3 separate regions of the Homo sapiens genome follow, and regions 2 and 3 are each linked to region 1. The links are chromatin loops, found by intact Hi-C in ENCODE. Cell type or tissue: PC-3. All regions are shown on one strand. Each heading gives the region's core, and the rest is flanking DNA. Links, peaks and the distances in the headings are about the cores only.

The links. A loop is a pair of places that touch in the nucleus more often than their neighbours do. Peaks named below come from ENCODE experiments on the same cell type or tissue, not always from the same donor. Only the 100,000 strongest peaks of a DNase experiment are listed, where the experiment ranks them.
Region 2: a loop joins it to region 1, with 12 times the contacts of the local background. A loop is called at or near these places in 48 of 110 quality-filtered maps.
Region 3: a loop joins it to region 1, with 4 times the contacts of the local background. A loop is called at or near these places in 7 of 110 quality-filtered maps.

What each region holds. Positions count from the first base shown.
Region 1 is chr2:162,149,201-162,159,882 of GRCh38, forward strand. It overlaps GCG (glucagon), which reads right to left and starts at 3,047. Exons shown (of 6, transcript NM_002054.5): 1 at 2,958-3,047. All of the region lies in intron 1 of LOC101929532 (a long non-coding RNA gene), which reads left to right. RefSeq lists a promoter at 2,935-4,656. In PC-3, for the core only: CTCF peaks have their summits at 4,611 and 6,103 (motif pointing right); a DNase peak (open chromatin) is centred at 4,611.
Region 2 is chr2:162,293,752-162,304,606 of GRCh38, forward strand. The region is part of intron 3 of IFIH1 (interferon induced with helicase C domain 1); the gene reads right to left. Among named protein-coding and RNA genes, the nearest start is that of IFIH1, 20 kb to the right of the region's middle. In PC-3, for the core only: CTCF peaks have their summits at 4,391 (motif pointing left) and 7,636 (motif pointing left); DNase peaks (open chromatin) are centred at 4,380 and 7,620; H3K4me3 peaks cover 555 bases.
Region 3 is chr2:162,209,184-162,217,183 of GRCh38, forward strand. FAP (fibroblast activation protein alpha) reads right to left here. Exons shown (of 26, transcript NM_004460.5): 10 at 6,715-6,818; 11 at 4,755-4,890; 12 at 769-813. Among named protein-coding and RNA genes, the nearest start is that of FAP, 30 kb to the right of the region's middle. RefSeq lists an enhancer at 4,929-5,098. In PC-3, for the core only: no CTCF peak of the experiment used is centred there; no DNase peak of the experiment used is centred there.

The DNA.
Region 1 (10,682 bases), core at 1-8,000:
GAATGGGGGTAGGGTGAGGGGGGCAGGCAAGGATTTTTAAACATGTCAGGCTAAATTAATTAGATTTGACTAGATAAATATCATAAGTAGAAGGAAAAAGCTAGTGTTATCACTTTTATTCTGATTATATTTTCAGCTTAATTTTAAATAGTGGGTTATATTATTTCCCCAGATTTTTTGGAGGCAAAAAAGGACACAAAAGATGTGTTCCACCATTAAGCTTTTTCATTAATGTAGGGACACTTCTGTTTAATAATTAGAAGGCTCATTTCCAGACTGGAAATTAAAATGTCCACAATCAACATTTAAAATACCCACTGTAGATGATATGCTACATATGGTTAGCCTGAATGGCACCTTATCCATCATGCCACCCCCCTCACTATCAGTCTGGCTTTCAATTAATAGTCCTTCACTTCCAAGCATTTACATTATACTGCATTTCAACCATCTTAAAGCAGCCTCAGGCTACAACTTGGCATACCAGCTGTCGGTTCAGATGTATTATTCATTTATATTTTAAATAGTGTAACTTGGTCTAGACTTTGTAATTATAAAGCGGCCAACAGATTTGAGGTATTTTAGGGTGCTTTGACCTGTTCTAAATTAAAGGGAAAAAATCATTTTAAAGACAAGCAATTTGCAACAAGAACTAATGCTTCTGGCAACGTGAACAATCACAACTAAAAAACTAAGAGATTACTATGTAAAAAAAAATTAGAGCTTGCTTCTAAAGTCATAAAAGTCCCCAGGTTGTTTTCTAATTGGACTTAGATGAGGACATGTCATTCACTGCTGGTGACACCATAGACTTGGTTATAGGATACACCTGATTGCTTGTCCCTGTGTCACAAGCAGATGCCCTGCGAAGCCATAGTATGTTAAGGATGTGATGATGCAGTGTCGACGGGGACTGGGACCAACATGAATGTGGGACAGAATGTCCCCACAGAGCAAGCGCTTCTATTTTCTGAATGGGAACGTCAAGTCCGTCTTTGTCATGGATCTCGGCTACTTTGAAACCCAATGGTGTTTCCTTTGAGAAGCGGGCATTTCAATCCAAGTTTGACTATGCTTATCCACAAATAATTTGAATGAATATTTTTAGCAAATGACATTTGGTTTGGAATAAGGATTTCACAAATATTATCATTTTTAAACTATCAATCTTTTCCTTAATATATTAGCTGTATTTACTATCTCTGGCACTAAAACATAGACACTGTAATACCTGCAGCAGTAACTTTTTTCTTTGAAATATTAAGTTTTTTGTACATTGAATGGATGATTAGACAAAGGAACATAATAGGAATGATATATTCACCTTTCTTCATTCATCAACATCAAATTACCAATTTGACATTTTGCTATGCTTCAGTTTAACCGGTTGGCAGACTTTGGAAACCTTGCCATATATTTAGGTAGTATCTACTGATTATAACTCTCAATTGTTATATCCGTGCTTGCAGGAATATTTAAATATTAAAGTAAGCACTTCTTTTAAAAATTATACCACTGTTGAAAAGTTTCTTGTAAAAGCTTTTAGTCTTTCACAAGACTGAAAAAAAAATTCATTCCACCCAAAGTCCTAAGCGTTTTGCAATATCTCCTATTATGTTCCATTGAGGAGGATTTAGAGCAGGAGGTATCCTGCCACTTCAGGAGCTGATGGAAGAAAGAACAACCATAAACCACATAAAGAAGTGAGCGTTCCGTATCTAATAATATTACCAACAATAAATGACTTCTTCTGAAGAAAGAACTGGCTTTAAAAATCTCACTTATTTGTTTGTGAAAGTCTATCGAATTGTGAAAAAAAAAAGAATAGAGTTAATTGTTTGAATACAATTGCTGAGAAAGTAGAGATTTATGTTATTTTAGTATTAAAATCTTATTCAATAAGAAAATAATTTCCAGTTAATTTCCCCCCTCTTTAGGTAGTCTAAAGAGAGCCTGCAGTTTTGTAAGAACTACAAATTTCCACTAAAATTTAAAGGAAAGTATGGTAACAATAATAAGTAGGAAGTCTTACAGAAAGATTAACCTTAGACCTAAAAAAGAAGACATTATGTTCTATCCCCAAATGTGTTGGCATTGTAGTCCATATAAATCCTTTTTCAAACTGGTTAGCTCATTTTATGTAATAGGTCTTCAGTATGTATGGAAAAATACACCACTTAATCATTTACTCCATCAAAGATCTTTGTAAATTTGTTTTTTGTCTCTAGGAGCCTAATCTAAAAAGACAAATTAAAATTTTATTGCAGAGGGTAGCTATTTTAGATTTTATTACTATTTATCCTCAATACATAGTAAATAGTTATTAATGTATGGCTTCACTCAGATGCATCCAAAGAAAACCCCCCAAATAGATGACACTTGTTCTCTGCACCAAGTACGCTATGTTTTATTTACAAAGAGTTGCTTTAATGGACTTTGATTTTTTGATAGATGTCTGAAATTTGAATATTTGAAAGATGTTATTTAATTTGCTCTTTTGGAAAACCAGAGATTTTAATTGGTAAAAAGCAATTTCTGTTATAGGCTCCCTAATGGACACATTTCTGCTTACTTTAAAAGACGCCTTCTGTTCAAAGTAGTATACAGATCTATCAAGTCCAAGAAAAATATTTATTCTTCAAAATGTTACCAATTATTTTAAAATACAACTCTCATAACAGTTAAGTATTATAACAAGTGCATTGATTTGAATCTTTGTTTTTTTTCTGTTTTATATTTTTGCATATAATTATTTTTCCAACTCGCTTTGCGGCTTCGCTATATTAAAGTACACGTAAATGCATTTGATATAACCTTTTCCATCTCAGTTCCTCTCTGTGTACTATTAGTAATAAAGTCTAAGATGAAAGAACAACATTTTAATTTATAATATTTTGATCCCTTAAAAATACTTCACTGTCCGCCAAACAGGATTTACAATTTTATAATCATCTTACCTTCTGGTAGTGTGCTGTAGAACAGAGCAGGTGAAGAGAGAGCAAGCCCTCTTTGGGAACTTTTGATGTGCTCTGTGTCCTAAGCTCTGTACTTCTGCACCAAGGCGCACTGCTTTTATATACTCTCCAGCTCTGTTTAGCCTCACAGATATTACGCTGACAATATAAATTTCTCATCTGTAAATAATGAGTTTTTGTTACAAATGACTTCCCTCTCCCACTCACTTTGCTCATCTGCATTCTATGCTTATATTGGGTGAGAGACCTTAGAGACCTGGAAACTTTTTATGCACTCTTGTATCTTTTTTTTTTTTTTTTGGTTGGGAATGGAGAGAGCAGCTTGGAAATCCACCTTCTACTTTCAATCACGCATGAAAATCACTTAAGTTCTCTAAAGTGAATTTTGACGTTGAAGACAAAAGACCTTGAAATTACGTAGCCCATGGCCATCCCTGTTTTGTGCATGTCCTCATTTGAGGTTCTTACAAGTCTTTGGTTTGCTACCTAGCCATGATGAATTTACCTGAATATAACAATCACTTCAGTCATTCATTTATCTAAATAATGATCATTCATTCAACACATATGTATTAAAAATCCTCTCTTCCTCACAACGTGGAGTTTATTTATGTTATGTTTGTGGAAAATTTAAGGATATTGATTAAACCCCTATGTGTTCTGTTTTAATAAATGGAATTCAGGCAGAAAGGATGGAGCAAAATGAAGATTAAACATCCAAGATAGCTGATGCTAACAGGAAATTATCTGGTATTTTTTTCCTTCTAATATATATTTAAAATCTAATTTTACTGATAAGAGAGTGGGGTACTAAGTTACAAAAGAATGAGATATGAGGAAAACTGTTGAGATGAGATGCATATTTTCACGTTTCCTGAGTTTTGTGACTGGACACACAGGCTTTAATGATCTGTGACATTTAGCAGAAATGATTCTGGTCACTGTAGAGAAATAGAAAAATGGTAAATAATCTGGAAAGACAGCATAAGAAGTAGTGTTGGCATAATTTGATTTTAGTTTTGCTGTTATTGACCAGCTGTGTGACCTTGGTCAAGTCACGCATTCTCTTTGTGTCTCTGCCTCCTTATTTGTAAAATGAGAGGGGTTGGTAAATGTCTTTTCTAAAATAAAAATTTTATTCCATATTGCAAACTCATCACAACATTTCCTAACTAGATTCCAATATTCTAATATAACCAACCGCATGATGTCACTGATGACTTGTATGGAGGTAAATCATTGAGGCAACTGGAGAAATATTCCAAATGAACTTAACTGTTCAATTTGTGCATGAGACCAACGTTTGAATGTAGAGCTACTTGAAGGCCACAGAGATCACTTTCAAGTCAGACTGGAAGACATCATTGAGGGGTTTTTGTGCTGGTGATTATTGGGTGCTAGAAAGCCTTGCTTTGCAAAGTGTGGTCTAAGGACCAGCATCATCTGGGAGCTTGCTAGAAATGCAGAATCTCGTGCCTATCAGAATCTGTATTTTAACAAAATCCTAAGGAAATCTGTGTTCATATTAAAATTTGAGAAGCACAGCTGCATAAAATATCTGCCTCACTTTATCTCCTCATTGGTACTGCTGGTGTCTTGATCTGAGACCTGCTTCTTGGCACTCTACCAGCAGAGGGGGTGAAAGAGCAGAGAAAGGTGTCAAGCCTTAGGTCGGTCTAGAGAGTAATACTTATAAATACGGTAATAGCTTGAAAGAGTGGATTGATTTAATGTATGATTACATTGTCTTTCTCTCTGGCTACAATCTTCACACAACTATTCGCTATATTTTTAATCGTTTTGGCAGATTCAGTTCTACTTTTCCCATTGTCTATTTGTCTATTTGAGCAGATGTTTCTTTCTGTCTCTCTGTCTCTGTCTCTCTCTTTCCTTTTCAGACTCTACTTGTTTGTGGAGCAGCCCTAAGAAGGAAGATCTGCAGATCATATATATAAAATCTTCAACATAGCACTGGCCTTTCAGTAATTATCCTCTCCCAATATTTAACTACCAAACATTTTTCTTTCCCTCCACTCTACTTGCTTCCATTATTCTAGAAGTGACTATCCCAAGTTGTTTCAGAAAATTTCCTGTGACTTTATCTCCAGCCCACTGACACTGATTCTTGGGGCTCCCAGTACCATAAGGGTAAGCATTCTCAGGATGTATAAGCAATAAGAACCCCACTGCATTGTGTGCTGCTCTCCTCTCTAGGAGGGGCAAGTCAGGCTTCTTCATGGACACCGAATTGTCAGAAATTAAGACAGAACTCAAGTGCAATTTGGACTTGCAGATCTTCTTCCTATCACTGTTCTGGCATGAGCCTCTACTTGGCCTATTCCCATCAATACAGTTATTCAGTGATTTAGATGTGAGGCAAGGAAAGTGGTAGCCCTGTATGTCTATGACTAGTGACATATATGATTTCTTTATGATGTTTAGTCCTAAGGACAATTTCCACAGATTTACAACCTGTGCAGCTGCATGAAGCTGCATGCAGGACCTCATGCTTGCCTTAATGCTTTTACCACCTCAAAATTCTTAAAAATTTACACAAAACCATGCATTGTGGGGTTATTGTGTGTTTATTTTCTGTAGCTGCTCGGAATACTTAGGAATAGTTGAGAATGGCAAAGATCCAGGTTCACAGTGCGCTGCGATGGGAAGTCTATGGGTAGGGAGAACTCTCAGGCGTTGCTGATGGGAGTACAAAATATTAACTCCTTTGAAAGGTGGTTTGGTAATACTTATCGAAGTGACTAATACCTATAGTTCTTGGTCCAGTAAGGCTAAAGCACTATTCTGAACATTTATCCCACATATATTGCTATGTAGATATGTAATGATGTAGGTACAAGGTTGAGTAGAAGAGTAACAGGTGGGAACTAATCCAAGGGGCCAGCAATAGAGCACTGTTTAGAAAAAAAAAAAAAATGAAGACGCTGTCTATTTACCAGTAGGGAAAGACTCCAAGTTATGTTGTTAGTTGAAAACAAGAAAGTGCAGAATGGGTATGTAGTAGGCTACCTTTTGTTTTAGAAGGGAGAGGGGCAGAAATACGTGTTTATTTTTCATAATTGCGTCAAAAAATTAAAATAGACAAGAAGCTGATGAAAGTGCTTACCTGTAGGAGGCAGTGTGGATAAGTGGGGTGCATGTGGACAGGGACAGGATGCAAAGAATACTTCTTTTATATACCTGCTATGTGGTTTGGATTGTTTGACCATTTGATAGAATTACCCATTCAAAACAAACCAAAAAATGTAATTTAAAAAGGAGTGACAGTACAACTACTTTGGAAAAAGGTAAAACTTTAGAGCTAAATGTACAATTACCCTTTGACCTAGCAATCCACTCCTGGGTATTTTATCCAAGAGAAATAAAAACATATATCCACAAAATGACTTGTAAAAAAGTGTTCAGATAAGCTTTATTTACAATACTTAAAAACTAACTGAAGTATCCATCAACAAGAGAAAGAAAACAATTTGTGATACGGAATTCATACAGCAACAAAAATTAAGCAACAGCTGACTCAGGCAGCAATGTGGAAAAATTTTGCAGACATTATGCTGCATAAAAGAAGATGGACATGAACAACTATATACTGTATGAATCCATTTATAGAAGTTCAAAAACAGGCAAAATTGAAGTTAAAAATCTCAGAACTGTGGTTGTTTCTTGGAAGAGGATGGGAGAGGATTGCCTAAGAGGGAACTTTCTGGGGAGATGGAAATATTCTATATTATGATAAGGGTATGTGTTACCAGGTTTATCCGATTATCAAAATAGTACAGCTAAGATTCGTGATTTTTAATTTATGTAAATTTTACCTAAAAGGAAAAAAAAGAATAGTTACAAAAAAAAAAAAGAAGTCTGAGGTGTGGGTGGAGGTACAGATGACACAACCATGGCAAAATACTGATAATTGTTGAAGCTGGCTGATGGATAAACAGGGTTCATTGTGCAATTCTGCTTACTTTATTTATGTTTGAAATTTCCCATATTAAAAAGTTAAAGCCATAATAGAATGATCGTGGGGATTGGTCATTAGGACTAATTGGTCATTTATCACTTTGGAAGCCAAAGAGTTAGACTTTTCAGTGAGTAAGGATTAGCTAAGTAAAATAAGTGAACTTCATAGACACATGGTGGCAACAGAGCCTGGATGGAAAACAGTAGCCTAGGCCGGGCCAAGGTAACGGAAAAACAACTGCAATGAAGGCAGAGAGAGGAAGCTACCACTCAGAGGTAATGGAATCAAAATCACTGCTCCCTTCTTCTCAATGTTATTCAATACCCATCCCTAGGATTTGCCTAGCTCTGTTTGATAAAACTGCAGTAGTGACCAGTCAAGCTTTCCTGATATGCTTGAGGTTTGTTTTTTATTCTTGGACAGTATTTAATACTCTAACCTAGGAAGAGCACAGCGTATTAAGATACCATCCAAGGGTCCATAACAAGGGTCTTCTGAAAATAGGTGTGAACCTTCAAAAGATCAAAGAAAAATTATGTATAGCATTTGAGGAAAAAGTTTTTATTGATTAGTTTTAACTCTGAAGAGCCACTTAACGAGAGCATTTGAAAAGTTAAAAATTGAATACATACAATGTAATAATCAGATGTCCTTCACATCTCTGTGAGTGACTTAATGGGCTCAGGGATCCAGCGGTAATAAAAGAAGAACTTCCAGGGGAAGTTCTGAGTTTGCCAGAGGATGTGAGAAATACCCTTCCTGAGAGATATTTAAAAATCAGTTCATGACCCATCAATCTGGAAGGATTCTGAGGAAGCCTGCTGGGGTTGGGGGGAAGATTCAGTAATAAGATCAACGGACAGTCTTCCTGCCCTGAGGCTCCGAGACCCTGCAGACAGCCCGCTCACAAGTCTGTGCAGGGGACTGTGTGGCATCATGGCTTTGCATTCGTTGATTTTATCTTTTGCAAGATCCCTGGTATAATGAGATGTTTAAAACTGTTCTAAGTTTCAGTTGTTATTTTTATTCCTAAAGGGAACAAGAAAGAGAAAGAAAACAAAATCATATTTGTACAAAAGAATCTTATCTCATAATTTACAAGCAGAATATATATTTATATGTATAAATACATATATATCATTGAATACATGTGTTATGCTACTATTTTTCGCATATTGTAGCTATAAAAAACAAACCATATGTCATTACATTTATCCAACCTCTTGCTCATCTGGAAAGACTTTTTTTCTTCAAGCTTCTAAGAGTCTTTAATGTGAACCAATTAAAACATTGCAATTTTTTAAAGTCTTCTGTAAAAGGAAGTAACTTCAGCCATTAGAAAATTTAAAATTTGGAGTCTGTATACTAAGAAAATGCAGAGAATGCAAACCTGAGTTATAAATACTTTTTCTTGTTCATTATACCTTGTAGTAAGACTTACCCCCTGCCTGAAACTTACTCAGTATTGCCAATTTGTATTTTATCAGATGTATTATCAAGATATGCCCAGTGTTCTGGTGAAATTGAAATGATATAACCATAGAAGGGAGGATAATTCATAAAGCCATCTAGGCTATTACCCTATTTTAAAGCAGAGATTTATTTAATGTATTACAATTCATTGTTTGGCTATTTTATTTTTCAAACCTGGAGAATAAATTTCTACATTTCCATTTTGCAATAAATGACCAAAATAATTTATTTCTGCGGTCAGAAACATTTCTATGGCCAGAAGTATTTCATATCTGCGTTCTAGTCCTGGCTCTTACTGAAAGGTAAATCATTTCTTTGTTGCCATGTTGTCAGAAGATGTAAAAACTGACTTTTCACTTCCATCTTAATAAAAATTCTTTTCTCCTCATAAAGCACCGTCGACTAACCATAAGTCTTTTCTAAGGCTGAAGAATGATAGAGTCTCCCTTTTTTTCTTATATGTCTAGTCCATGATTGCCAGCATTCTCCTCCATAAATACTTATCAGCAAAACTCTAGAGGTCGAAGATCATGGCTTTTACACCTTTGTTTGCTTATTTATTTATTTATTTATTTATTTATTTATTTTTGAGACGGAGTCTTGTTCTGTCGCCCAGGCTGGAGTGCAGTGGCGTGATCTCGGCTCACTGCAAGCTCCGCCTCCCGAGTTCGCGCCATTCTCCTGCCTCAGCCTCCCGAGTAGCTGGGACTACAGGCGCCAGCCACCAAGCCAGGCTAAATTTTTTGTATTTTTAGTAGAGGCGGGGTTTCATCGTGTTAGCAAGGATTGTCTCGATCTCCTGACCTCATCATCTGCCCGCCTCGGCCTCCCAGTTTGTTTGCATTCTTTCCCCACAAATAATGGGCAAAACTCATAGCGGAAAAAAGGGTGATGCAAATAATATCTTAAAAATGTATTTGATTTATTAAGCATCAATTTGCCTCTAATGTTTTTATGGACACTTGTTCTAATAAATGTATTGTTGAAGACAGTTGACATTGATGAAAAGAATCAAATAAAAATTATAAATTCAGAGACACATTTGACCAAACACCCAGGGTAAAGTGTAATAGTCATTCCTTCCATTGGTTAGCACATAGCTTCAACTACTGATTAGTTCGTTACTTTTTTGATATCTCACCTGGAATTCATATACAGATTTAATTGTAGGCAAAGATTTAAAAATCATAATATGAGAGCCAGTATTTTTTACAATTCAGAAATGAGGATCAAGCCGCCTAAGAATAGAAGTAACTACCATTTCCTGAATATGTACTAAAGGCAAAGCTGAGTATATTATTCTCTAATACTCAAAATACATAACGAGTTCAATATTTTTGCCTTCATTTTACAAATAACAAGACAGGGGCTTAGAACAGGCAACCAAGTTGCTTAAAGCCATATCTGGGTCCGAATACAGGACCCCACTACTTTGTAACCTTTCTAGAGTAAGGCTTTGCAAAGTAGTCCTGGGAGGACTTGCAAAATCTCCTCAAATCAGCTTTGACTGCTGTCTAAATCTATTCAGAACTTCCAGATAGCTAAGATAGCAAGACATCTAAATGCTAAACAGTTGATGATGGAAGTATTTTTGGGCTTAGTTTTTAAAAAATGTATGATTCAGTAGTTTTTAGTATGTTCAGAATGCTGTGTCACCATTACCGTTATCTAATTTCAGAACTTTTTCATCACCCATAATAGAAACCCCATACTCATCAGCAGTCACTCCCCCTTGCCCTCTTTCCGAGCTCTTGACTACTGATCTACTTTCTCTGTATACACATTTGCCTGTTCTGTGTATTTTATATAAATGGAATCACTCAACATATAATCTTTTTTGTCTAATGTCTTTTATTTAGCATAATCTTCTCAAGGTTCATCCACGTTGTAGAAGGAATCAGTACTTCATTCTTTTTACGGTTGAAATGATTCCATTGTATGCTATTTACCACATCTAGTTTACCCATCTATCAGTAATGGACATCTGGGTGGTTTCCACTTTGGGGCCATTATGAATAATGCTGCTGGGAACATTCATGCACAAATTTTTGTCTGGACTATGTTTTTAATTCTCTTGGGTAAATACCTAGGAGTAGAATCGCTGGCTTATATGCTAACTCTATGTTTAACTTTTTGAGGAACTGCCAACTGCTTTCCAAAGCGACAGTGGAGATTCTGTTTTTTAAGAATCAGATCCACGAATTTTGGATATGTCACACGATTGACTTTTTCTTCCTTTTCAACAGCTACAGATTTCA
Region 2 (10,855 bases), core at 1-8,000, 140 kb after region 1:
TACATACAGTTCAATTCAAGTGGGGAAGGCACACCCAGACAATTATGAATAAAAGGTAAGCGCTTCTGGCAGGCTACATTAAGAAAAATCCACTATGGATGAGCAGCTGCTGGGTAGTGATTCAAATACATATTACCTACTTAAAGTACTACACATCCAGTATGAGAGCTAAAGCAAATTCCTAAGGGTTTATAACTTTTATTGCCCTTCTACATGTAAATGTTGCCCAAGAAAACACTATTTAGGTTTGATATGTCTTTTAAACAAAAAATAATACATAGAAACCTTTGAGGTCTTTTCATTTAAAATGATAGGGAATTAATAAAGTACAAAAATTAATAAAGTACCTGGATCTACTGATCAGTTATGAAAATGATAGTTTGGTGATAAACATAGATGTAAAATCTCAAAGAGAATTTGTTCAAAAAGAATATCACTAAAGCCTGGCATCACAGTTGTACTAGAAGCTCATGTGAGGTTGGAAATAACTGTTTTTCTTTACTATAATTAGATTAAGCCTCTATCAAAGAGTTATGGTTAATATGGATGAATAGCAGTGCACATCCTTCATTTATGAATCCTGACATTCTGTTTTCAGAACTCAGGATCAATTCTTTTTGAAAACCTTCTTTCCCTCAGAGAAGAATTCTTTTCTTACAGTTTATTTCCAAACACTTACACAACCTCATCCTCAAGCACCAGAACTATCGTTAAACTGGTAAAAATAAAGCAATGGTGGTTACTAATATTGGCTTTGGAATCAGAAGGACTTGCAAAATTTGCTATTCACTTTGCTCTGAACCTAACAAGTTCCCCTTGTTTTAAAGTGAGGCTAATCCCACTTACTTCACAGCCCTTGATAATCTTTAAGTAATATTAGGTACAACAAGCTCTTGGCACAGGACTTTAATTGCTGGCAATTAGAAAATGAAATAAAAATCAAGAAATGATATATTCTTAGGATAGGAGTTCCATTAGATAATGTTCTTCTTTTAATTAAAAATATTTTATAATATTTATACTTAGATAATATTTCATCCTAAAGCCTCTTAACACACCAATGAGGTAGCTCTTAGCTATTTAAAACTAGTCTGAGTGTCATATTTATGGCTGGAAATAAAAATGGATGAAAAAATAGACACATAGTATGTTTTAATAAAACTTCTCTGAAAAGAGATGATATACAACTCAAAACTGCAAATATTTCCTTTTTCCTTAAGTAGTTAATTTTTTCAAGTCAGCTATATTAAGATATAATTTACTTACTAAAAAGATTACTTTTTATGTTTATAGTTTGAGAAGTTTGACAAATGTATACAGTTTTGCAACTTTGAAGAGGTTGACATATGTATACAGTTACGCAACTACCATCACAGTTAAGGTATTTCCAGCACCCCAAAAGTCTCCTCAAGCCTCTTTGTAGTAAATCCCTCTGGTTATCTAATCTGGTTTCTGTTCCACATCAGACAACCAGTGGCAACCACTGATCTGGTTTCTGTTCCAATAGTTTTTCCTTTTCCAGGATGTCATATGAATGGATTCATGCAATATGTAGCCTTTATGTCTGTCTTTTAAAACTTAGTTTATAGTAATTGTGATTCATCTACGTTGTTGTGTGTATTACTAATTTGTTCCTTTTTATTGCTGACTAGTATTCCACTGAGAATCTGTGACATTTACATCTCCCATCCAATTTGGATGAGCCTATTTAGTTTAAGAGCTATAACAGAATTACAGCCAATGCCAATCAAATATGTAAGGTATCTTTCTTAAAAATTAAAAGTAAGCTGATAAGAAATTTGTAGAAAAATTCTCAATGGACATACATACTGTTTAAGTATATTAGCACAACATAAATATACTAATGTGAAAATACTGTGCTTATCAGTTGTCGCAGATTAGTTCTAAAACTCAGATTTGAGGAATCCCTTATGATCACACGGGAAAACCTGTATATCTCACTGAGAGATTTAAAATATGGCACCTCGCAATTCCCAGAGGTATGTCTTGTTAGAAGCTCAGAGGCGAATGTGGGATAGAACTGTCAAGTAGAAGAGCGTTTTGGGCAGATGTACTGATGAAAAGAGAATATGATTTGTAAGGAAAAGGCAAGGTGTAAAATGAGATGGGGAAAATGTCATTGCAAGAGTAATTCTAGATCTAGAAATATAGGCTAAGATTTTTGAGGCAAAAAAGTGAATTTTGACATGCTTTTCATTTGCTGTTTTAAATGTAATATTGAGAACTGAAGAGAATACCAAAATTACTGAAAAAATACTAACAAATATCTAAAATCTAAGACTGTATCATTAAATTTTCCAAGTATAATAAAAATGAAAATTATATTTGATTTCCACTTCATTTTCTAATCACTAGCAGTTAAACTTTAATCTTAAACCTACTTCATCTACATGTAGAGTCAAGATTTCTCCCAAGCTTTGTTCTAACATCCGTAAGTTTTGGGAGGGAGCTATTTATGCAATGTGCACGAATAATTGATGAATTGTTTTAAAAGTTGCTACCCAAAATAGGGTATTATTAATAAAGTCTATTATCTGGATTATTTTGATCTAACAAACCAATCACCAATGTGTCAGGAAGACACTGAACTCAGAGTTTTCACAGATGTAATGTAAATTTCATTTTAATCTCTCAACATTCTGTGTGGTAGATACATATTATCTCCTGTTTCATAGGTGAGAAACCAAGGCGCTGAGAGGTTAACTGATATATCCAGATCACACAGCTACAGTGGGGCAGAATCCTCATTTCTGAATCCAAGTCCAGTGTTCCAGTGCTTTTTCCGCTAACACTAAGCATGGCTGATGATTTGGGTGAAGTTTTGTAAACACAGTGTTAACTGAATTAAGAGCTGTGGTGGTGGTGTTTTTCAACAGCAAGAGACATTTTCATTGTATTGTCACATTTCTATCCATCTTGAAACAGAGCTTATCTTTCCAAGAAAAGAACTTAGAGAGATGATTTTGCTTTGCTAACATTTCTGGTTTCATTGATAGATTTTCACTAACTTTACATTTAAGTGTCCACACCTCTTTTTAAACTTTTTTCTGCACTCAAATAAAAAGAACACCTCTGTTCTCGTTACATAAAATTAATTGCAGTAATCCTGTAGAGATTATTATGAAAATGAAAGTGAATATATGGAGCTCGATTTCTTTGTCATTTTAAGGGTATATAAATCTTCAGTTTCTCCACATAAAAATAATTTTGTTTCCTAGGCAGCAAATTCTTATGCATTTTGATATACGTTTTTGCTTTCATAGAAATATAAGTAAAATTTAATAATAAAAGAAAATATATTGTATTTCTTATAATAGGGAGAATGCCTTCCCCAGAGATCTTCCTCCTGCATTCACTTTAAAAACCGTATTACACACAAACACACACACACTCCCAAAAAAGTGAGATCAAGAAAGTGTTTGCGTGAAGCCAAAATTAAACCGACCTATTGAGTTTAAATGCCAAGAATTTCTGAAATTGATTTATTTAGGTTTATCTTGTTTTGTTCTTTGTATTTTTCAAACTATGTCAGTCTGGATTTAAGTCCTAATGAATAAAGTCCTGCGTTTATGATTTTATAAGTAGATCGCATGGAGTTAATTGGAGGCAGGCCTTGCTATGAAAAAAATTTGTGCTTTGGAGTCCAACAGATAAGTCTCCAGATCGAACGTAGCCACGACTTACAAGCAAATTAACCTTCTGTTTTAAAAAATATATAGAGAGAGATAGTAGTCTCTATTTTCTCACTTATTGTGAGAATGATTCGGTTAGACCAAGAAAATGAAACTCGAAGAGAAACAAATTTTAAATTCTCATTAAAAGGGCTTTGAATATTGAAGTTATATTGTATAATAAGTTTAGTTAAGTTTTATATAGGTGTCATTTCCTCTAGGGAAAATATCAAAGCTAACTATGAAACAGATTAGAAGATGGTAGTAATTGAACTGTTAAAGAAAAGCAGTTATTTATATCAAAAGCTATTGGAATGAATGAAAATTATAACCATCCAGTTAAGAGATAGGATTTTCTTTCATAATTTTGTAAACAACACAAAAAAGAACAGCCTTGCCTACAATGACAGCAAGTGCCTAAGACCAGCCCAAAAGCCATGGAAAAAAAAAGCCTTATTTTGCAATCACATCTTGAGTATTTTGCTAATAAGGCAGAAATATTAACTGAAATCCAAGAAATTTCTTATTTAACATACTCTAGACCTTAAATACTTTAAAATATTTTTAAATCATTTAGAAACCAAAAATATTGAACTTTAAAATATTCAAACCAAAAAAAATAAATAAATAAAGCAAGAGGTTGAAGGCCTTTTTAGATCTATTTCAATGTAAAGTCTGCCCTCTGCTGGAAAAAGCTAACATGGCAAGTAGTGGACAAGTAGGCATTCTTTATTCAAAGAGCTAAGCTCCATTAGGTAAAATTCAAATTGATTCTTGCTTCTATTCCTACCAGGTAGTACCTCTTCTATTTTTGGCCTAGAGGCATTTATCACCCCACAGAATATCTTTCGTTTCTTTCCCCTGGCTTCAGTCTGCCACACACTATTTTTCCCGAAAAGTGGTTTTGCATTACAGCAGGAAACGCGAGGGGAAAGGGCCTCTGTGCATATTGAGAAAGAACAGCACCAACTGCTCCTGTTCTCCTGCGAGTCAGTGGTGACAAGGTCTTTAGTCCAATTTCACTTTTCATGGTAATTTCATGTTTATTCTAGTTCTGACCTTGTGATGCATTTTAGCTTCACCTTTGCAGCTATCCCCACCTTCCCTCCAGTTTCATAATCCTCACGCCTGGAAGGTCCAAGCTACCCCGAAAGCTTGAAACATGTGTGCACGTTTGGGCACACACACAAAGACTGCATGGGCTTCTCAAGTGGGCTTACACTCATACTGCTAATAATATATATTTCCTTTCCTTTTGAAATAACTTAATCTTTTTTGAGAGGAAATAGATCACTTTTATTTTCAGCTCTATGTATATGGATCTACACACACACGCACGCGCGCGCGCACACACACACACACACACACTCACATTTTGGTCTGTCAGATTTTCCTCTCCGTGCCAGGGAACATGTGTTCCCACAGAATGGAGAGAAGCCACCTCCACCCACCTTGCATATTCTCTCCTGGATCCAAGCTTCTAGGAAATGAGTTCCCCAACGAGAAAAATCACTCTCCTAGAGCCACAGGCCCACATGGCTATCCATGGAGCTCCTCTGCTCCTGTTTATAGAATTTCTACTGCTGAAATGTTTCTAACAGAATTAAATTTGAATTGTGTGTAATGAGGTTGGCTTAGATTGTATCATCTATGCCCTTTAGCCTTTGCACTTAGGTTCTAATAAAGAGAGGTAGTTATTAAAGCACAGGTTGCAAGGATAACAACACACACCAGAATGACCCATTCATTCACTGCCAGTCAGTAATGGAGGCAAAAAGTCCTAGAGTAGAGTCAGTTAATAGTGAGAAGCCAGGTAACCACATGGGAAGTAAATCTTGGCAATAACAAGGTTTGGAGACGGCAAGGTAGAATGTGAATTAGAAACCTCTTTGGCTGGTAAGCACTTTTCAGGAAAGGCTGTAGGAGTTAAGCAAACTTAAGCAGACATGAAAGAATGGAGGGAGATACGAATACACTAAGGGTGCCCAGGTAAATGTTCAACAACTGGCCCTTTGGTGGGGGGAGACAGGATTTTTAAAAGGTTTGTCAATTTCCATGGTGTAAATATTCACACCGTGGCCAATTTCCAGCATGATGTCCTGTGTGGAGCTGGAAAGAGATGTGCACACTGGGGTCTTACAAGCCAGTAAGATCCAGTTCCAGCGCTCTGCTAGATATATTCCTCTACCTAAGGACTTTCCTACAATCATCATCTGAGATGATGCTTGTACACACATGCATTGTGCTGGCATTGTATAATTATCCAAATGATAAATGGTGTACTTTTAAAAGTGTGTGTGTGTGAGAAAAAGCATTGTAAAAATTACTGTTAGAGAAACTCGTTAACTTTCACTGATCTTAGAAGTCTTAAATCCTACCGCCCTCCTCCACAAATGCTCCTCTCTCATCAGACTGTTCCTCTGAACACATTTTGAGCTCTCTTGTGCTTGTGCTTTTGCTCATGATGCCTCTGAAACCTGAAATGTTGCCTGCCACTTCTATTTACAAATCCAGCATAGTGCTCTCAAGGCTCAGATGAAATATCTGATATTCCTCATCTGGTAAGCTTTCTCTCGTCAGTCTTCCTTCTTTTACAGATCTTCTCTCTTCATCCTGTAATATAGATCTTGCATCTCTTTTACCATGGCTAGATTACAGTTTCTTTGTGGAGGCATGTCACTTGTTTTCCTTCATTAGAGTATAAACTTTTTGAGAGTGAACGCAATTCCTCAGTGCTTGGTTCTCTCAATGATACTGTATTATCTGACCAACTCACCTCCTTCTTCCTATTTCTCTGGCTTCTGACCTCATTCACATCCTAAAATTGTGAAGGGAAGATCTGATAGTCAAAATTAAAATCACTGCTTTTGTTAAAACTCTGCTAAAAAAACAGCTTTATGTTTGTAGTCATAAACAGATATCATGAAAATAAATCCAACATGTATTAACTGCACACTGGGGAGATTTCTTTCTGTCTTTCTGTCATAATATTTATGTCCCCATTCCTGAGGTATGAATGGTAATCCTCCTAGGACTATTATGCAACTGTAAGCCATATAACTGACCCAGATACCTCATGCTAGGTTTCAAATAAAATACAAACTTACATAATCCTTTAACAAGTACCAATATCAGTGTCAGCATCAGCATCTCTCTCTTTCTCTCAGCTCAAATTAATATGTGTCTTTTGGATTGCCTCAGTAGTACTGCTAGTTCTCAATAATTAATGATAACTAAGTTTAGAAAAATTAAAAAGTAAAGGAGTGCTCTTACTTCAAACCAGTCCTGATATAGCATGAATGATTCTGAAACAGTCTTATTGTAAACTACTGTATCAATTATTTTTTTCCACTTAGGTTTCAAATGCTATGGTTTTATTTCTAGAGATTCTAAAAATCTCTAGATTTCTAGAGGTTAGTGCTACAGAACATTATTCTGGTCCTCAAGTGCAAGGATAAATTTTGTGGCACTTTTACAGAAATTAGTATAGACCAAATCTAAGATTGGACTTTAGTCTATAAAAAGGCAAAACAAAACAACAACAAAAAAAGTGCTATAACAGATTGGACCAGGGAGAAGAAGGCTGTTTTGTAAAGGTCAATTTTTAAACCCCTCCTACAGAACATGATCTATGCAAAATATATCCACAATATATTCCAAAGCATAATGTCACCGGATAAACCTAAGGAGTGGAACATATGGGGAAATATGAGAAAGAAGGTATTAAAGTCTGAAAACAAGCAGGTTGGTAAGCTCATTAGCTGGGGTGGAATTTTAAAATCTTCACGTGAACGAATATATAAATCAAAATATACACATGCAATCACAGTCATGCGCACTGTATATTCACACATGGCACACTCTACAGTTACATTATAATCTTTCACGCTGAAACAGTGAAATTCCATTGGCTTTATAAATGTAAAGGCGCCCTCTGCTGGCCAATCTGAGGCATTTGCATTTTCTAGTTTTCACAATAGGGCAGCTGTAACACAATGATTAAAGAAGTTTGGGGGGATTTTCTGCTCCATTCTGCATAAAAGTTTATACCAAATGCAATAAAGTTGACTTAGTTTTAAATGTCACTTAATTTCCTTTGATTTTATTGTAATGCATTAATTCCTAAAATAGTATAATGAAAAAAGGTTAATGTGAAGTAACTATTCACTTGTTTTGACAAAGCAGCAGTAGCAGACAAAGACTGACTGCACAACTAATTTAACTGTTCGCTTTTAGAAGTAAAATATTTGCTATATAGAAGTCAATTATTTGCTATAATTAAAATGCTTTTAATAGAAAATGAAAGCAGGCTTAGTGTCTCTCTGATGTTTCCTAGGGAAATCTGATCTAGAGAAACACCAAAGTTTTGCAGTTATCTTTTGTTATAAGACGACCAGTGACTTCAGAAAGCAGAACTATAGCATCCAGCATTAAATTGCCATTAATAGTCTGAGAACTGTTCAAATTTTGTTTAGAAATTGTTTTGGTAATTTGGAAAAGGGCAAATAAAAAATTGATATATCAATTACTAACCACTTTTTTAATGAGAAGCAATTGATTTGTAAACATAGGTGGGAGGAGGAAAAAGGACACATATCAACCCGCAAGTTTGGAGATATGATGAAATCACTCTCTAGAACAATCCACTAGAGAACTCTGATATGTCACCTCTAGTGCCAAAGGGATATGTGTTTAAAATTAGTTTCAAGGTGGGCCACTGTTACTGATGGTAGTGTGTCTTATCCATCAGATGTGTTAAGGGGTAAAAGGTGCTAAAACACACACACACACATAATCTTTGCATTAAAGCTATAAATAATTAATATTTGCATGCACTAAGACTACTATGCACTGAGAAAATATTTGATAAACTGGTTCAGAAATAATAATTATAAATATCTTAATTTAAAATTACAAATAATTTGAGTCTTTTCTTTATACACATAAAAATCATATTTACAGACTTTGTGACAAGTTTTTTTCAGTGCTATCTTGGCAACTATTTGAAACTTTAACCTAATATAATGGAATTCAAAATAAAGACTAAACATTATCAATATCAAGAAGATACACAAAACAAAACTACACAAATGCATATTAGAAGCTATGGAGCACTTTCACATTTACCTTGATTGTTACTTCTGTCAGAAAATGCCTATGCAGGCAAAACCCTTCCATAGTAAATTCTGCAACAAAAACTTCAATCAAAAGAACTCAATAATTTCTCTGGACTAATGGTACTTTATAAGTTATTAATATCAGTAATTCTTAGTCCTTAAGATAACAAGGAAACAAACAGATACCTGGAATGACAGCAGCAGTCTAAAGCAAAGGTCTGAAGCAAACACACTACATTTTCATAAATAAGTGACTCTTTGCTAGTGCTCTGGAAAGGGCCAGAATGGATTAAACTAACCTGCTTTCAAATCCACATGAGAAATCCAGATATCATAAAGAACCTATGGACTAGAAGACCATTAAGATGTTTGTGAATTGGATGGATCCTCGGATTACTGTGCAGTTTACTGTATACTCTTACATGCTCTCAGACTATTATATATTTTAATACTCTGTACTACTCTTTCATGGCACTTACTAAAAGTGTAGCTATACAGTTACTACTGCTGGGCCGACACCTCCCTCAGTGGAAAGCTCCATGGGGGCTGAAGTCATTTCTTTTTTTTTGAGACGGAGTTTTTTTGTTCTTATTGCTCAGGCTGGAGTGCAATGGTGCAATCTTGGCTCACTGCAACCTCTGCCTCTTGGGTTCAAGTGATTCCCCTGCCTCAGCCTTCCAAGTAGCTGGGATTACAGGCATCTGCCACCATGCTCGGCTAAGTTTTTGTATTTTTAATACAGATAGGGCTTCACCATGGTGGTCAGGCTGGTCTTGAACTCCTGGCCTCAGGTGATCCACCCGCCTCGTCCTCCCAAAGTCCTGGGATTACAGGTGTGAGCCACCACGCCTGGCCTGACTCATTTACTCTTAATTATCTCTTACCATCACAATCTCCAGATAGAGTCATATTAGGCTCCATGGCCATGAAGCCATTTCTGTTATGTTCCTGAGTTCACAGTATACAACAAGGTGCCTGGCACATGATAGGAGTTTGGAAAATAGTTGTTAAATGAAAGAAGTGAAAGGAAGAGAGGGAAGGAAGTTAGGGTGAAAGGAAGGGAAGGGAAGGAGGGAGATAGAGAGGAAGGAACCCAAGAGGAAAAAAAAAAATAAAAAGCTTTTCTGTCCCCTAATATCATTATTAAAATTTTTTTCACAAGATACATCTTTAAGTTTTATACTAAGAAGTAAAAATTTAAAAAAATTTAAAACTTTGCCTTTAATTTTGTTCACTAGAAGTTCAGAGCAGATTAACTACAAGCTAATGCAATGCATTAGTCTGGTAATCTTTGATGATAAACCCTCATTTAAGATGCAGGGTCATCTCTCAGCAGTAGCTCCATCTTCCCTTCTTTCTAGTGTGGATTTACAGAAAATGGCCAGTAACTCATAGAGATGTCGAGTAGCTTGTAAAGGACATTTATTAAAACATGAAAACTCCACACTCAGATAGTGAATTTTGGCATTCCTATAGAATCATGATTTCTAAAGGAAGGTGCAGCTGCTCAAATGAAAAACAACAACAACAACAAAAAAAACTATCCTGTATAAGCTTTGCTATTAGCAGCAGCAGCAGCACCAGAGTTTATGAGAAAGGTGGAATCGCATTACATTAAAAAACAAACAGCAGCTCAAGCCTATAATCCCAGCACTTTGGGAGGCCAAGGCAGGAGGATTCCTTGAGCCCAGGAGTTTCCAGACAAGTCTTGACAACATGGTGAAACCCCATTCTCTAAAAAAAATACAAAAATTAGCTGGGTATGGTGGCGCACGCCCGTGATGCCAGCTACTTGGGAGACTGAGGTGGGAGGATCACTTGCGCCTGGGAGGTCAAGGCTGCAGTGAGCTGTGTTTGTGCCACTGTACTCCAGCCTGGGCGACAGAGAGACAGAGCAAGACCCTGTCCCCGCCTGCCCCCAGAACCCCCAAAAAAAGAAAAAGAGAAAAATCCACAAACAGGCTAAAAAGCAAGCCAACTGTGAAAAAAATTGGTACTATTTATGACAATGAATTGATATCTTATATACTTAGATAGTTCATATAA
Region 3 (8,000 bases), core at 1-8,000, 60 kb after region 1:
CTTTTTCATTGCATAATGCGTCCAAATCTTAGAGAAGTAGCCTTTCCTCTTCAAATACTAATTGAATTGAATTATGTGTTTGTGGTAAGTGGCAGCATCTACCAACCTTCACTTATTCTCTTGTATTAATTTTTATTCTTCATATACGATATAAAATACAATTGCTATTTACCTCAAGCGTTATTTTACATTAAAAATCCTCATAAATTATTGAATAAACCTATCCTAAACTTCCAAATATAAATGATCACAAGTAACAAACACACATTTTCCTATTTGATACCAAATCATTACTTAAATACTGGAAGGAGTATACATACATGAAATTTAGTACATGTTATATGAAATTTAATAAGAGGTAGATTGTCTTTAAATTACAAGGATACCCAATGTATTTTTTTTTGGATTTAAATGGCTAGTAATTATTAAGATGATTTTAACAGATCAGGGATTTTGTCTCCTTTTGAACAATGATCTATATTGTATTTGTTTAAAAAGTAATATTAGTTATAGATACCAAGGATTCAGTTGACAAACTTAAAATTGGGACATGAGGAGTATGAGTTATTTTCAATAGAATTCTAAAAAGGACATTGAAATTGTCCGGCACAAAATCACTCAAGAGATCACTACCTATGTGTTTTATACCTTGCTACTTTTTCTATGAAAATAAGTAGTGCCAGTTTGGGTACATTGCAAATAGTCCTTTGATAGCTGAGAATCTGTCAAGTTTCATTAAAACATAAGAAAAAGATAGCAAAATCATACTCCACCAGCCCATCCAGTTCTGCTTTCTTCTATATGCTCCTGGGTCTAAAAGACAAAAGATCACATCGAACATAGTATTAGGAGAACATTTTTTTCCTAAATGTAATCTGGACATTTGGAAACAGTTAAGCTGCCTGATCAGAGTATACCATTACTAGTCAACTAACTTCAAATTTGAGTTTAAAAGGACAATATTAAAAATCTCATATAACAGCACTGTTGTATATACATGGGTAATTTTATTGCAGATCCTTAATAATTATGCCTAAATCTTCCATGAGGCAGTGACTTGGAATTATCACAACATCTATGGAGGCCCAGCACAATCCACTTGATGTGGTGTAGGTAAAACAGTGGAGTTTGAGTTAAATTCTTTCTTTTCTGGGTCCTATGAAGTAGCTAAAATTTTAAAATTTGCACTGAATCTTATTTTGGGTTATATTTTAGCATAATGTAATTGATCATTTACTGAACAAACATTTAGTAATCCTAAAAGAATGAATAGACTTTTCTAGACAAATAATTAGAAAAAGAAGAACATTCTAGGTAAAATAAATAGCATAGAGACCAGACCTGCTTAGTCACCCAACAGATGGTTCAGTATGGCTGAGTGGAGAGTGACTACAGGAAAGAGTTAGAAGATGAAGGAGAATGCATGTTTATGAGCAAGATTTTGGAGAAACTTTATGGCACCCTAAGAAGTTTCAATTTCTCCTGTTTGGTAAGTCTTTTGAAGGTCTTCCAATTCACAATTTGGAACATATAATTATGAACATGATGCAGAGGATATACTAGAAGTGGGTAAGAGGGAAGGAGGCAGAGAGACCAACTGGAAGGCTATTATAATGTTTGGGAAAAGAATGATAAAGACTCTAATCAAGCTCATGGCAGTGAGAATAGAACAGAGAAAATGAAGCCACACATATTGAAAAGTTCAAATCCTCAGAAATAAGTCTGAGAGTTATTGGCAAGTATACCAAAAAGCTCTGGTATAGATTAAAATTACCCAAAGTGAGTAAGTACAGAGTTGAGACAGACAGCAGGATAATCAGCAGACCATTTCCTCTTTTTGCTAGGGATACGGGCAGGAAATGTATTTCCCAGCCTTCCTTCAGTTGACCGTGGTTATTTGATAAGTTCTAGTCAATGGTGTGTGAACAGAAATAACTCATGCTACTTTTAGGCCTAGCCCATAAAAGCCTCTCTTACATTACCCTTCATTCTTTTCTCCATCCCTCAGCTGGATGTTGATGCTCAGGTTTGACCAACTTTGGAATAGTGTTGGAAGCTAGTTAGCAGAAATGCCATCACCTAGGTTCCCGAATGACTATATGAAGCAGAGTGCACCATTCCCCAACCCCCACCATACCCCACTTACCTGGACTCACTATTGGATGGTTACATGAATGTGCAATAAATTTCTACTGTATTAACCCACTGAATTATTGGAGGTTTTTATGTTGTTGTTATAGCAGTTAGCCTACCTTGCAAATACATTAACTTGGAGAATAATAAGATTTCTAGAGAAGTCAGAAGAAGAGCTGGAAAGGAAAAGAACAGTCAATGAAGCAGAAGGAGAACCATGAGAGGGTGTACTGTCATAAAAGGCAGGGGAATAACAAATTTTAAGAACACAGTCTGGATTTTCTCTTACAGGGATAGACCAATGCCTCAGAGAGAACAAGTAAGATAAGACTCGGAAAAAATAGTGAAATTTTTGGATTTATTATTTTTAGCCATAAAAGTAAAATTAATTTTAATTCCCTTTTCAGAGGAGGAAGCATAATATAAAAGATGTTTCTTCCCCTAACTATAAATTTCTTAATAAATCTCACTAATATAATTTTATTACAAGTCATTTTTGCCAGTTTCCTTTGCCTCTTTGTTTGGGGCATGACTCTCAGCATGAATAAAATGTTGCCGGGTCACTTAACCTTAAATATTGTTTTCAAAGTGTGTGCGCACACACACACACACATCAGTCATGAGGATGGTTTCTGGGAAATTCGACACTGTTGTTCTCAAATCTCAAAATGTGTTGCATGTATTTATCAAACTATTTTGAAACAGAGGTGTTTAGAAATTCTAAGGTTATTCAAACATGATATTCTAAATTTAAGCACTGTTTTCTGGCTGTAAAACTAAAGTTTATATTCCAGGGACTTCCACACCTCATTGAATGAGCATCTTAAATGTTCTGTCAGTTTGGATTAAAGTTGTCTCAGATTTTGATAAATTAGAATTTCAGATTTCAAAGCAATCACAGTTTTAAAATTCCTAGTTTTAGGAGCTAAAAATTGTGTCTAAATTATAAATCTCATTATGTTCAAACTAATAAAATTAAAGCAATAGTCCCTAATAGCTAGATTCATTGAAAAGTTTAAAGATATAGTCACCCAAAGCTGACTAACCAGACCAATTGTTTCTAATTAACTAGCATAATCAAGATTAGTCTATCCTTTCTTTGCCTATGATACTGTATTAAAGCCAAAATCATCCTGCTTTGTATATCAAAATATATATAAGATAAAAATACGCTTCTAGCATATTCCATCAAAATTAGTCGAGCCTCTCACAGACACAGTAGTGATTTAAAGAAATATTTTTAGCCTGAGTAATGTTGACTATTATAGTCCTGATATATTTCCAAACAGACTCATATGACTTTTTTCTTGCAAAACATAATGTCCTAATTTCTAGATGAAATTTAGTGATTTACTTTGTTTGTTCTGTGCTTTTCTTTTTACTTTATAAAATATGATTATTCTATATTTGTTTTAATGAAACATTTCTTCATAATTAGAAGACTCACAAAATGTACCCATCAAATATCCTATTTAAAGAAAATATTTTGTATCTCTTAGATTCTAATGTGAGTAATTAAGAACAGGCTTATTTTAAAGCTTATACATTGGTTAAGTGGTTTTTCTGACTCATTAATTCAACAGATTATGTTTGAGTTTGAGTAATAGAAACAATTAAAACTCAACAATAAATCTGTGCTTAGTTTTAAAGGCTTTTTCTGCCCAAAATTAGTACATGTCGGGTACTGTCCTAAGATAACCAGGTAACAGAATAATTTGATCTAATATCTTATGTCACATTCTCAGTAATTCTCATTTGATTTTAAAATAAAAATATTTGGGCTGGGTGCAGTGGCTCATGCCTGTAATCCCAGTACTTTGGGAGGCTGAGGCGGGTGGATCATGAGGTCAAGAGATTGAGACCATCCTGGCCAACATGGTGAAACCCCGTGTCTACTAAAAATAAAAAAATTAGCTGGGCCTAGTGGTGCACACCTGTAGTCCCAGCTACTCAGGAGACTGAGGCAGGAGAATCGCCTGAACCTGGGAGACGGAGGTTGCAGTGAGTCCAGATTGCGCCACTGCACTCCAGCCTGGCGACAGAGCGAGACGCCATCTCAAAAAAAAAACAAAAAACAAAAAAACAAACAAAAAAAACAAAAAACAAACAAAAAAAAAAACAGAATATCTGGCTTTCTTTTGATAATATCCATTTCCTTTAGAATTTTTAATTTTTAATTTTTAACATTGAATAGAACATGCCCCATTTGCATTTCTTCTCTGGTTCTTTTGTTTAAAACATATATATTTATCTAGTAGACCCATGTTTCGGTTTCATCTGCATTATTTTGCTTTTTATTGGACTGCCAATGTTATAATCTCAAAGGGCTGGTTTACCATTATAATTGAGAACCAGATATCTGATTTTCCCAATGTCATGTTGTCCCATTTTTTCTTTTTGGCTATTCAATTTCAAGGTTTACGTCATTCAAGAAAATAAAAGGTATCCTATTTATTTAATAAAATGATGGACCCATGAATACTGAGTGTGTTTTTGCAAAGCAGTTGGCAGTTGAATGCAGTAATCCTGGCTTTACAACATAAAATGTTAGCTATGGATGAGTCCCCACTATTGTGCCTTGATCTTCAGAAATACGTATCTGTGATCTTAATATACCCTACCTTTGGACAATCCCATGTCTGCCAGTCTTCCCTGAAGTCACATATAGACAGGACCGAAACATTCTGGACTCTTTTTAGCCACTGCAAACATACTCGTTCATCAGTAACCCACGTGAGCCAACTGAAATAATAATCACTGCAAATAAAATAGAAACAGGTAGTCACAACCATAAACCAGTTTCACACACAAATAATTTCTTAATTTTTGTTTTCTAAAGGATATATGTCATTATTATACATTACTTATTTAATAGGTAAGCAAGACAAAACATTCCTTTCTCTGGAGAGAAAGTTTAAATATCTCTACTTACTTAAAAAAATATCTATGAGAGTTTCTTCATCTAATGAAATCATTTCATATGTGAGTTTTCTCCCCGTTTCTGGATTTTAACATTTTAGAAAAGAATTTAAAACATAATGTCAAAGCTACTGATCAATCTAGAGGGGAAAAAAAGCATTAAACTTGCATTTTGCACAAGTAAACTCAATTTTTCACCTTATAATTAGTTGAGAGAGAGACAAGTGTGATAAAAGGATAATCTTTGTCTCTCAGCAGATTCATGTTGGAAGCTAAGTTTTAGCTGTGACTGTGGTCAGGTATTGAAATTCAGACTTGTGGAATAAATCACAGATGATGTATGCGAAATAACTCAAATAATGTTTGGCACATACTAGATGTCAGTGAATGGCAACGATGATTCCATGACTCTGAGCATGAACTAGTAGGTAGAGAACATCAACATAAAATGAATCACAAACTTCTGGAAAATTAATGTAAAGGAAATCACAAAGCTGGAAGGGACCTCAGGCTCAAATCCTGGCTTTATGTCCTAATAGTTATATACCTTTAGGCCAGTTACTTAACTCTTCTATTTTTATATAAAATCAGAATAATAATATTACCTATTTTAAAGAGTGCTGTAAAGATTGGCCGCGTGCTTAAACCGCTTAAGAACTATGTCTGCTACATGATGAGTGTTCAGAATACGTTTGCTACTACTATTTTATTGTTAGTATTTTACAGCTGTTCAAACAAGCCTCTGGACTCCTTGTGTTATGCTCATTTCATCTGCCACCTGTGGAGAATGACACTTTAAAAAAAAATGATGTATTGAGTCAAGTTTTCATCGACTCGATCAGGGTGGGGAATAGCAGATAATTCAAAAATATAAAGTCATGTTTGATTATACAAGAGTGGACTCAGCAAGGCCCAGTAGAAGCCTCTCATGGGGTTCTTTTCCCTATTAGTGATCAGTCATTTGAGCTTGGCTCTTCTTCGTGAAGCAGAAGGGGAAGACCCAAGATTGGCCCGCTAGGCATGGGGAACTGTTAAGAAAGCCCAACAGGCAGGGCCTGGGCACCTCTTCCCCTTAGCCACTTCAACCAGAAAGACCACAGAGGACTGACTGAAGGTCACTGTATTCTGGACTAGTCAGACAATCAGACATAGGGCATCATGCTGGGGAAGTGAGAATCCTTCACGTCCCTGCCTGCCTACAGTTCATCTCTAGACAATTCTAAAACCAGATAAATGAGAATAGCCTGCTTCATTGTGAAAAATGCTAATTTTTGGAGAGGGTCAGCTTATCTTCTCTTATTTATCATACACATGTGATCCACATAGATCCACAAACCCTGGCTTGAGATAAAGTCAGCCAAACTTGAAAGAAGCCAGGGTGAGGACGTACATGAATTTTACTGTCTGCTTGTTGGTCCCAAGTTCACATCTGTACATCTGAGGCAAGTTTCACTGAGATTGATCACCGAGGTCACGTTTATATGTGTAAAAGGGCTAATTTTGAAAAACCAATTAAGGAAACTTATTTGTCAATTTTAATTTTGTATGTCTTTAGCTTTGTGTGCAACTCTTATCTACTTATTTGTTTTTGCTTCTAGCATGCACAGCATAAATGCACTAGAATATAGGATAGAAAGATGGGAGGGATCTGAGATGAACTACCTTGAGGCTATCATTGCTGGAACAGGCACTTCCTGGGGACCTACATACGCAGGGTAAGTGGTATCGATAATAAATATCCGAACAACGGGATTCTTAGCTCCAGCCTGCCAAGAAAATTGAGATATATAAGCTCATAAAATTCCAATTATCACCAACATTTTAAAGAAACTTTAGGAATTTAGATATATTTTTCTAAGCGAACAATCTTATGTATATCACTGTGGAATACATTCTATTTATAACACGACAAGGAATCTCATTTCAATTTTACCTGCAGGGCAATTACAAATGTTGTGTCAACCAGAGCAAAACTATGTGTTTTAACTGCCTAATGAGAGAGCTTTAAAATTTATAGGGAAAATCATTTTGGATATGAAAATGCAGTTCTGTGAACCATATTCTGTTTTCTGATTTCCAAGACAGATCTCTCTCATTTTTATTATTGGGATAATTATAATAATCTGTATACCAAGGAGAGTTCAGAGGGTGATTAATTTGAGAGGAGAATGGAAAGAAAAATAAATGAAAGACACTTTTTGCTTTTGCCATATGATTTGGTCTAGGACAATCACCAAATGCTCAGTCTCCTACCTGCTTGCATTATTACTGCCACCATCTCCAAAAGGTTAGGGAAATTTCACCTCCAAATGAAGTATCCATGAGATTTATACTTTTCTTGTTTTGTGCTTTCTATACTACTGTATGCTTAAAATTTACATGACAGTATAGCTCATACCTAGACAGTTTCTTAGAGTTCCTCTGTTATTTTGCTGTAGAAAGAGAGAATCTTGGAGTTGTAATAAAATTTAAATTCATGAAATGTAGGTGCACAGTATGTAATGACTCAGTGCTGTTTGAATTCATCCAAAGAACTGTTCAACGTCTCTTAGGACCTCCGTTTCACTCCCAAGTTTATCAGAAACTCCCTTAGTTTTTGGGATGGTCTCACGTCTCCACCTAACGCCAGATGTTTTAGCAACCTTAAGCCTCAAGGAAATATGAGAATGTGGGTCCCAACTTCCCAATCAGTGTCAGTCACTCTTCAGTTCTGGGTTCCCCGTCTCTTCCTGCTCCCATAGGTCCTCCCAAAGATCTGAGTTCTTTTACATCTTGGGTTCCCCCAAAATGTGAGGCCTGTCCCAAACATCTCCAGCTTTTAGAGTTTTTACACAGCTTTTAGACTTTTAACATAAATATTACACTGTCTGCAATTCTATTTCTTTCTCTATGGCCACTTTGGCTTGCTTAGAATTCACTTGTGTGTATACCACATCCAACCGTCTTTG